Regions from separate parts of the Homo sapiens genome. Here region 2 is linked to region 1. A link is a loop called in an ENCODE intact Hi-C map of the cell type or tissue named here. Cell type or tissue: prostate gland. All regions are shown on one strand.

What was found. A loop is a pair of places that touch in the nucleus more often than their neighbours do. Peaks named below come from ENCODE experiments on the same cell type or tissue, not always from the same donor. Only the 100,000 strongest peaks of a DNase experiment are listed, where the experiment ranks them.
Region 2: a loop joins it to region 1, with 3 times the contacts of the local background. A loop is called at or near these places in 7 of 110 quality-filtered maps.

The regions. Positions count from the first base shown.
Region 1 is chr17:80,005,912-80,010,911 of GRCh38, reverse strand. TBC1D16 (TBC1 domain family member 16) reads left to right here. Exons shown (of 12, transcript NM_019020.4): 3 at 155-752. Among named protein-coding and RNA genes, the nearest start is that of TBC1D16, 27 kb to the left of the region's middle. In prostate gland, CTCF peaks have their summits at 2,328 (motif pointing left), 4,732 and 4,931 (motif pointing left); DNase peaks (open chromatin) are centred at 2,261 and 4,936; H3K27ac peaks cover 2,260 bases.
Region 2 is chr17:80,150,624-80,155,623 of GRCh38, reverse strand. No RefSeq gene overlaps it. Among named protein-coding and RNA genes, the nearest start is that of EIF4A3, 6.0 kb to the right of the region's middle. RefSeq lists enhancers at 1-68, 2,219-2,718, 2,719-3,220. In prostate gland, no CTCF peak of the experiment used is centred here; no DNase peak of the experiment used is centred here.

The DNA of each region.
Region 1 (5,000 bases):
CTAGTGTTTTTGCTCAGGGCCAGGCTGTATCTGAGGCCGGACTGGCACTTTACTAAAGGGCAGTGGCCTCTCCGAGCAGCTCGCCAAAGGTACCACAAGGGCCTCATCCACAGCCTCCTGGCCTCTAACGTGCCATCCCCCTGGCTCCTCACAGGTTACCTGTGCTTGTACATGGAGAAGGATGAGATGCTGGGAGCCACCCTCATCCTGGCATGGGTCCCCAACTCTCGCATCCAGAGGCAGGACGAGGAGGCCCTGCGCTACATCACACCCGAGAGCTCCCCCGTTCGCAAGGCACCCCGCCCTCGGGGCCGGCGCACCCGGAGCTCAGGAGCCTCCCACCAGCCCTCCCCGACGGAGCTGCGGCCTACCCTGACCCCCAAAGATGAGGACATCCTGGTGGTGGCCCAGAGTGTTCCAGACCGCATGCTCGCCAGCCCTGCGCCAGAGGATGAGGAGAAGCTGGCGCAGGGCTTGGGGGTGGATGGTGCCCAGCCAGCCTCGCAGCCTGCTTGCAGCCCCTCCGGGATCTTGTCGACGGTCAGTCCGCAGGATGTCACCGAGGAGGGGCGGGAGCCGCGGCCCGAGGCCGGGGAGGAGGATGGCTCTTTGGAACTGTCAGCCGAGGGCGTGAGCAGAGACAGCTCCTTTGACTCAGACTCAGACACCTTCTCCTCGCCCTTCTGCCTCTCGCCCATCAGCGCGGCGCTGGCCGAGAGCCGCGGCTCCGTGTTTCTGGAAAGTGACAGCAGGTGAGTTCCTGGTTCTGGGCGTGGGCTCTCGGGAGGCCCCCAAGGCCTGACCTGGGCAGGAAGCACTCACCTGCGTCACCTGTGATGCCAGGTGAGCGCTGGAGGCATCTGCCCGACCTGCCCGCGGCTGTGGCCGTGGCTGTGGCAGGAGCCCCTCCCTGAGGCAAGGGCTTCAGCAGGGAGTCCCCACTTTACACCCCACTGAGAGGACTGTGAAGGGTGCGTCGGGGTGTCCACATTCTTCTCTCTCCTTGAGACTCACTAGGACTAAACAGGCCCTACCAGGTCTGATGGGCCCATGACCAAGGCTAAGCCCCCGGGAGTCCTGGTCCCTTCTGTTCCCATCACCGGAGGGGCAGGAGATTTTCAGTCCCCAAGCGAGTGCCCAAGAGGCCCGGGTGGCATCATTAGGCTCACGCACAGGGCTGGCCCAAGCCCAGATGTGCTGGTCTCCAGCTCCCCGCTCTGCCCTGCAGCCCACTGGGCACGTGACCTGGCCCCCTGTGGTCCCCGGAGGCTTCAGCCTCCCTCTTTCTCATAGCTGTGGAGGATGGATGTAGTCCCGGGGCAGTGTTGACCATATTCACCCGACTTGGCAGCCGCTATGCACCCTGGGGAGTCCAGCCAGAGTATCTGGACTCCTTGCTGGCCACACTTGCAGGAGCTAGAGTTGGGCCCGTGCCCTGCGGTGGGTTCCCTGGGCCTTGGAACCCAAAGAGACCTTCCTGAGTGGGGAGGGTTGCATGGTGCCACGAGGGCCCTCATGGCCTTGGGGTGAGTGCCCGTGTGGTCGCATAAGCCCGGAGCCCCAGAGCCAGCACAGGGGGCCTGCATCCGACTTCCACAGCCCCTTCCTATGCCCCGGCTGTGGTCCTTACGCTCATTAGATTTCTGGGCAAATAATGGTGGTGACCACAGACAACAGTAAGAGCCGACATCAGTCAGCGAGCAGGTCATTAACTGTTGAGCTCGTGGTGTGAGCCGGGCGCATGCTGGACGTGGGTGGTCTGGGTCTCGCCTGGGCGCTGGACACCGTGGGCTATGGATGGTACGTGTGTGCTTTCCACAGCCCCACGCCCCGTGAGGTGGGCCCTCCTATTATCCCCTGCTATCGAAGGGGAAAGGGCGGCTCGGAGAAGGTCAGCAGCTTGCCAGGGGTCTCCCAGCCAGTGCCCGGGCCAAGCTGGGATGTGAACCCAGCTGGGTCTGCCCCAGGGCTGCAGCATAAAAGGTCACCCCAGGCCGATTAAGCCGGGGAGTGGTGGGGCATGAAGTAAGGACACAGGCTTTGCTGGCCTCAGCAGGGGTGACTGTGGGACGGGTTCTTCCCTGATTTTATCCCTCCAGTAAAGATGCAGTCCATTAGAGCCCCAGGGTGAACCGATAACATTCATCTCAGTTATTGGAGAGTGCAGATAAAAGGAAGCCGTGAGCCGTAACTGAGGACTCCAGGTGCCAGGAGGCTTGCTGAGCTGGGTGGCGTCAGGCGCCAGGGAACCCGAGGAGGTGTGGGGGAGGCGGGGCCCGAACTCTGGTCCTGGCCTGGGTCCCGCAGGCCGGACTCAGTCGGAGCTCCCCCTGGTGGTGCCAGGCCAACAGTGCAGCAGAACCTGCAGGCGTCCCCGTGTCCCTGCATCCCCAGGGCCCAGGCGAGGGGAAGGTCCCAGTTGTGTCTCAGAGAGGTGGTGGGGTTGGCCCACGGTCTTGGGGCTGAGGATTCTGTGGCAGAACCACAACCAGAAGCTGGCCGGTCAGCTCTCTGTCCCGCAGCCCCATCTCGTAGGGAGCTCAAGTTTAGGAGTTAGGGAGTTGAGTGCCGGTTGAGTCCTGGCATCACTGGTTAGTGTGAACCTGGGAAATTCTTTCTTTTCTTGGAGCCTCGGTTTCCCTGTTTGTAAGATGAGGCTGGTAATATCCACTTTCTGGGGGTATTGTGAGAATGCACCCCGGTTCGCTTTTCCCCGCCCTTCGCCTTGCTGGTTCTTCAACCTGGCTGCATGTGGGGGTTCCTGGGGGAGCCTTTAGACGCTGATGCCCAGGTCCCTCCAGGTTCTTCTAGAGCAGTGATTCTCACCCGGGGCCGAGTCTGTGCCCAGGGGGTGTATGGCAATGCCAGGAGACACTTTTTTTTTTTTTTTATCACAACTGAGGGTGGGGATGTATTGGCATCAGTGGGCAGCGGACAGGCGTGCTGTGCACTCACTCTGGAAGCCAGGCTGTCCCTCTGCCTGGGACCCACCGGGGGCCGCCCATCATTTTCAGGATGAAGCACCATCTCCTTCACTCGGGGTCCAAGGCCCATCACCATCTGGCCCTGCTGAGCGATGCTGCCTGCCTCCCCACCCCCCACTGTGCACACCTCCAAGTTCGTCGTCCTCTCTGCCTCTAGATCTTGTGGGGCTCTCTCTGCCTCATGCCTTTGGCTAGGGATCCCCTCTACCTAGGCTTCCTCCTTCCCCTCTCTCCTAACCGGCCAGCTTATATGTTTGAGACTCAGCTCCTGGGGCGAGGCACCTTCATGTCAGCTTTTGGGGGAGGCTTCTCTATTCCCCCGAACCCTGGGCTGAGGAGGGCCCTCCCCATGGCCCCCTTCTCTGCTCTGACACTCGAGTCCCCACTGAGACACCCTGTCCGCCTGTCCGTCCCCAGCTGCTGGGAGGCAGATGGTGGTGAAGGAGTAAATTTTGGGGTCCGACAGATCTGTTTCCAGTCCTGGCATCATCCTGAGTTATGTGTGATCTTGTGGCCATTACCTCCCACATCCAAAACGCAGATGCCTCACGGGTGTGAAGTGCGGCCAAGAACCCCCTTGTAGGGCAGAGTCGGCGTGAGGGTTGAGCACCAGCCTGGGGTATGGGGTCAGCGAGCCTGGCCTGGGACTCGTCCCCACCCGGAGACCGTGCTGGGGGGTGCTTACCACAGCCCGGCCCTGCTCCTGATGAAGGCTCAGAAAATGCCTCTTGGCCACATGGCCGCGGGCTCGGTGTGGCTCGCACCTCAGGCCTGTGTCAGCCCGGTCCAGGGGAGGCTCGCTGAACGTGGCGAGTTGCAGCTTTGTGCTGGGACGAGGTGGATGTGGATGGGACTCTCCCCACCCCGCCAGAAGCGTGTGCTTCAGTGCAAGGCTGGAGTGAAAACAGCCTGTCTCCAAGACAGACTGCTGAGAGCTTTCTTTTTATTTTTAAAAAGTAGATATGGAGGCCGGGCACTGTGACTCACGCCTGTAATCCCAGCACTTTGGGAGGCCAAGGTGGGTGGATTGCTTGAGCCTAGGAGTTCAAGACCAGCCTGGGGAAAATGGCAAAACCTCATCTCTATAAAAAATACATAAAAATTAGCTGGGCATAGTGGTGCATGCCTATGGTCCCAGCTACTCAGGAGGCTGAGGCAGGAGGATGGCTTAAGCCTGGGAGGTGAAGGCTGCAGTGAGCTGTGATCATGCCACTGCACTCCAGCCTGGGTGACAGAGAGATACTCTGTCTGGAAAAAAAAAAAGAAAGAAAGAAAAAGAAAAGCAGACATGGATTCTGAAAGGGGCTGGGCGAGCCCTGGAATCTGCATTTCCCTGGTCTTTCCTTGCTCCTGTGCGCTTCTGGCCCCCACCACATGGTAGACCCAGGAAGCAGAGGTGGTGCTCCTTGCCCCATCCCCATCCCCCGGGGCCTTCGTATGATGGGACTGGAGATCCTTGGCTAAGGTGGTTAATTGTCCTAGACGCTGTAGAGCAGGCGTCCCCAGCCCGGCTGCCCATGAGAATGCCCTGGGCAGCTTTAAAAATCCTGATGCCCAGGCTGCACCCAGACCAATTAAACTAGGATCGCTGGGGTGGCGCCCAGGCATGGGAATGTTTTGAACTTCCTGGGGGTTTCTGAAGTGCACGTAGCGTTGAGAACCCCTGCTGTGAAGGGGCTGAGAGAGAGAGAGAGAGAGAGAAAGAAAGAGAGAAAGAGAGCGAGAGAGCGAGAGAGAGCGAGAGCGCTCCTGGTGCTCTGGGGTGGGGAGGGGTGTCAGGGCCGAGGACCCCAGATGACTGGCCATCCCGCCAGGCAGGGGTGTTGGTGAGGACTCGGGTGCACCCATCGCCACTCTGAGCGGTGGGGCGTCTATTAATAATTAACCCGGAGTTGAGTCCCCCCGGAGGGCAGAGCAGGTAGGCTGGCTCGAGGGTCCCCTCTAGTGGTGGATCTGAAGAACTGCATGTGCAGGCTGCGTGTCTGGCTGAGATTGGCCAGGAGGGACAACTCCCCC
Region 2 (5,000 bases), 140 kb before region 1:
TCCTTGCTGGGAAAAGAATTCAGCAATATTTCTCCTATTTGCTCTCTGCAAGAAGAAAAATATGACTCTGTTCTGCCCGGCCCCGCAGGCAGTCAGACCTTATGGTTATCTTCCTTGTTCCCTGAAAGTCACTGTTACCCTGTTCTTTTTTAGGATGCCCAGATTTCGTATTGTTCAAACACACGTTTTACAAACAATTTGTGCAGTTAACGCAATCATCACAGGGTCCTGAGGGGACAGACATCCTCAGCTTATGAAGATGATGGCATTAAGGGATTAAAGTAAAGACAGGTATAGGAGATTATAACAGTATTGATTGGGGAAGTGATGTCCATGAAATCTTCACAATTTATGTTCAGAGACTGCAGTAAAGATAGGCGTAAGAAATTATAAAAGTATTAATTTGGGGAATTAATAAATGTCCATGAAATCTTCACAATTTATGTTCTTCTGCTGTGGCTTCAGCTGGTCCCTCCATTCGGGGTCCCTGGCTTCCTGCAACAGGCTGAAGTTTTTCTTTTAGGTTAAAATAGAGATAAGATTGATCAAACAGACTCTTTGTGGCAATAAGATACCAAATTATAAACAAGACCTAAGGCCATGGCAGGCAAAGGCTGATTCACACCCTACTAACCATAAACCCTTGTCAAACTTTTTTTTTTTTTAATTAACCTGGTACAATGTGGCTTCCTTTCCAAACTGGTTCTGGATGAGCACACATGACAGAATGGAAATAAAAATATTTTTCTGTGAAATATATTTCTTTGACATATTTTGGAATGGCACTGCAAAGCTGTCTTTCGGCTGGGCGCGGTGAACTCACGCCTGTAATCCCAGCACTTTGGGAGGCTGAGGCAGGTGGATCATAAGGTCAGGAGATTGAGACCATCCTGGCTAACACGGTGAAACCCCGTCTCTACTAAAAAATACAAAAAAGTAGCCGGGCACAGTGGCAGGCGCCTGTAGTCCCAGCTACTCGGGAGGCTGAGGCAGGAGAATGGCGTGAACCTGGGAGGCGGAGCTTGCAGTGAGCCGAGATTGTGCCACTGCAGTCCAGCCTGGGCAACAGAGCGAGACTCCATCTCAAAAAAAAAAAAAAAGCTATCTTTTGTGGGGGAAATTAATTTGCATCTGTAGAGAATGTCCATTAACATATCCAGGCCTTGCCTGGATCTAGGAGAGATTTGCTGACAGCTTGACACCTTTAAAGTCTGAAAAGAGACATTTGCCATCCATTTTCTCGGAGGGCTGCTAGAAACCTATGAGGCTTTCATTTACATAACAAGGGCCTTCACCCCCACAACTGCCTTAACTCAAGCATTCTTTTCTACTTACTTCAGGTCTTTAGACGGTAGCTTAACTCTTTTTGACTCCCCCAAAACGTAATATAAATAATAGCTTAACTCTCTCAAATGGCAAGTAAAGAATCTGTAAAACCCACGTATGACTTGTAAGCCCCTGCTCTGGGATAGCCTGCCGTTCAGGCTGAACCAAACGTATACCTTCCATGCACTGACTTACATCTTTGCCTGTAACTCCTGTTTACCTAAAATGTATAAAAGTAAACTGTTACCAGCCAGGCACAGTGGCTACTGCCTGTAATCCCAGCACTTTGGGAGGCCAAGGCGGGTAGATCACCTGAGGTCAGGAGTTTGAGACCAGCGTGACCAACATGGTGAAACCCCATCTCTACTAAATAGAAAAAATTAGCCAGGCGTGGTACTGCACGCCTGTAATCCCAGCTACTTGGGAGCCTGAGGCAGGAGAATCGCTTGAACCTGGGAAGCAGAGGTTGTGGTGAGCTGAGATTGTGCCACTGCACTCCAGCCTGGGCAACAAGAGTGAAACTCCATCTCAAAAAAAAAAAAAAAAAAGGAAACTGTCTCACGTGTCCTTGTGAAGAGACCACCAAACAGGCTTTGTGTGAGCAACACGGCTGCTTATTTCACCTGGGTGCAGGCAGGCTGAGTCCAAAAAGAGAGTCAGCAAAGGTGGTGGGATTATCATTAGTTCTTATAGGTTTTGGGATAGGCGGTGGAGTTAAGAGCAATGTTTTGGAGGGCAGGGGGAGGATCTCACAAAGTACATTCTCAAGGGTGGGGAGAATTACAAAGAACCTTCTTAAGGGTGTGGGAGATTATAAAGAAACTTCTTAAGGGTAGGGGAGATTACAAAGTACATTGATCAGTTAGTGTGGGGCAGAAACAAATCACAATGGTGGAATGTCATCAGTTAAGGCTATTTTCACTTCTTTTGTGTATCTTCGGTTGCTTCAGGCCATCTGGATGTACATGTGCAGGTCCCTGGGGATATGGTGGCTTAGCTTGGGCTCAGAGGCCTGACAGAAACTGTTACCTGGGTACCTTGTGACCACTTAAGGCTTTTTGGGTTTGTGTTTTTTCCAGGCCACAGTCACTTCTACTGGTTCAGAATAACCCTCTTGAAAACATTTTTACAGGGTCTGGTTTTTCTGTTAACACTGCACGTGTGCTAGACTCTGACCAGCCAGTGCAGGGTCTGAGAGTCAAGACAGCAGTGAGGTGAGTTCAGGCAGCGCTCAGCAAGGTGCCTTGCCCCAGCCAGTTGGGTTTAGGCAGGGCTGTGCCTAGAAATGAACAGTGTTCACCCTTTAATACCTACGGATGGGTGGAGACTTCTGGCAGGAAGTCACTTTTAGGGGATGGTCCCTTGGATCAGATCGAGGTCACTTCTATCTAGGACATCAACTCCTGCAGTGATGAGTTACAGGAACCCAGTGCAGCCCAGCAGCACTGCCCCTGAGCCTCCTGGGCAAGAAAAGCCACCTCACCCTTTTCTACCTGATTCCTGGGAGCCGATGAAGGTAAAGGAAAAGGGACAGGTCGGCTCTGGAGGGTGGCAGACCACTGGGCTGTTCCCATTGTCACAGGGCAAACCCCCAAAGTAGGACTCAGCCTGTGAGACCACGTGGGTTCCTGGCTTCCCACGGGAAGGAACTCAAAAGTGAGCCAACAGAATGAAGTGAAAACAGGTTTATGAAGGAAGTAAAGGAATAAAAGCGTGACTACGTCATAGGCAGAGCAGCCCTGAGGGGTGCCAGTTGGCTTTTATGGTAATTTCTTAATCGTATGCTAAAAAGGGGTGGACTGTTCATGAGTTTTCCAGGAAAGGGGTGGGCAATTCCCGGAACTGAGGGTTCCTCCCTGTTTCAGACCACATAGGGTAACTTTCAGGGGTGGCCATAGCATTTGGAGACTGTCATGGCTGGTGGGAGTGTCTTTTGGCAGCTGATGCGTTATAATTAGCATATAAGGAGCAGTGAGGACAGGCGGAGGCTGCTTTCATCACCATCCTGCTTTTGGTGGAGTTTGGAGGCTTCTTTACCACATCCTGTTTTATCAGCGGGTCTTTGTGACCTCTATCTTGTGAAACAAGTCCTGCCAAATTCCTACCTCACCATCTCCCCCACAGCAACCTCCTGAGCTCACAGCGCTCCTGGCCAGCTGGGACTGCGTTGTGTCCCTCCCTCTCTCTTGCCCCAGAGGTCCACACATTGAGTAAGCCAACAACTATTTATTGAACACCTACTGAGCATTAGGGAAACAGTGGGGGCGAAACAGACATGACCCTAGCAGCCGCATTTAATGGGGTGAGTAGTCTCCCTCCCCAACGTGGAAACCATGTGGGAAGTGAGATGCCGGTGACAGCGAGGATGCTGAGACCAGGCATAGGGGTCTGTCTACCTCAGTGACCGGGAGCCTCTTTTCCTAGACACCTTGGGGGCCAGGGACAAAGGGCAGGCACTATAGCTACTGTTTAGGGAACTCTAGAGCCTGGCCTGCTTGTGCCTTTCCCTGTAGGGCGCTTGAACTTATCACACTGGGCCTTAGTGTCTCCATCAGTAAAAGAAAAAAGATACCTATCTGCATTCTCTACTTATGGAGATAATGGAGGTTTCCCATAGGAACGGAAACATTTATCCAGAATTTTAAGCAGGGGACTTGTGGATAGAAAGCTAAGCGAGGCTGTCAGCTCTCATTTTTTAAGTAGATGTTATGCATAGCACAACAGAGCTACACAGAGCCGACACTTTAACAAATCTGGTGCATGACTCACAAGGCATGTTCTCAAGACATGGCTGACACGATCCTAACTGCCTACCAGTAATAAACAGAACAAGGGGTTTGGGATCCTATTGATGCTAGGGCATCTGCTGAGCACTACATAGGCCATGGAAAAGCACGCACCATATTTCACAGCAAAAACCTCTTCTCCTGAGAGGAGCTCTTGCTGCTCTCCTACATGACAAAAACATGAGTCTCCTCCCATCTATTCACCACCTACCCACACTGCGTTTTCTAAAGCCTTTTTGGCAACAGGGATGGGTTTTGTGGAAGACAAATGTATTATTCCATTTTCATACTGCTATAAAGAACTGTCCGAGACTGGGTTATTTATAAAGGAAAGAGGTTTAATTGACAGTTCAGCATGGCTTGGGAGGCCTCAGGAAACTTACAATCATGGCAGGAGGTGAAGGGGAAGCAAGGCACCTTCTTCACAAGATGGCAGGAAGGGAAAAGTGCCAAGCAAAGGGGGAAGAGCCCCTTATAAAACCATCAGATCTCGAGACAACTATCAAGACAACAGCATGGGGGACTCATCCCCGTGATTCAATTACTCCACCTGGCTTCTCCCTCGACACGTGGGGATTATAGGGATTATGGGATTACAATTCAAGATGAGATGTGGGTGAAGACACAAAGTCTAGCCACGTCAACAACTTTTCCACAGGTGGTGGAAAAAAATTCTTCCAGAGATGGATGGGGTAGTGGTTTCGGGATGAAACTATTCCACCTCCCATCATCAGGCATTAGATTCTCATGAGGAGTGCACAACCTAGATCCCTCGCATGTGCAGTTCACAACAGGGTTCACACTCCTCTGAGTCCAGTGCTGCTGCTGACAGCAGGCAGAGCTCAGTTTAGCTCCCTTGCTTGCCTCCTGCTGCACCGCCTGGTTCCT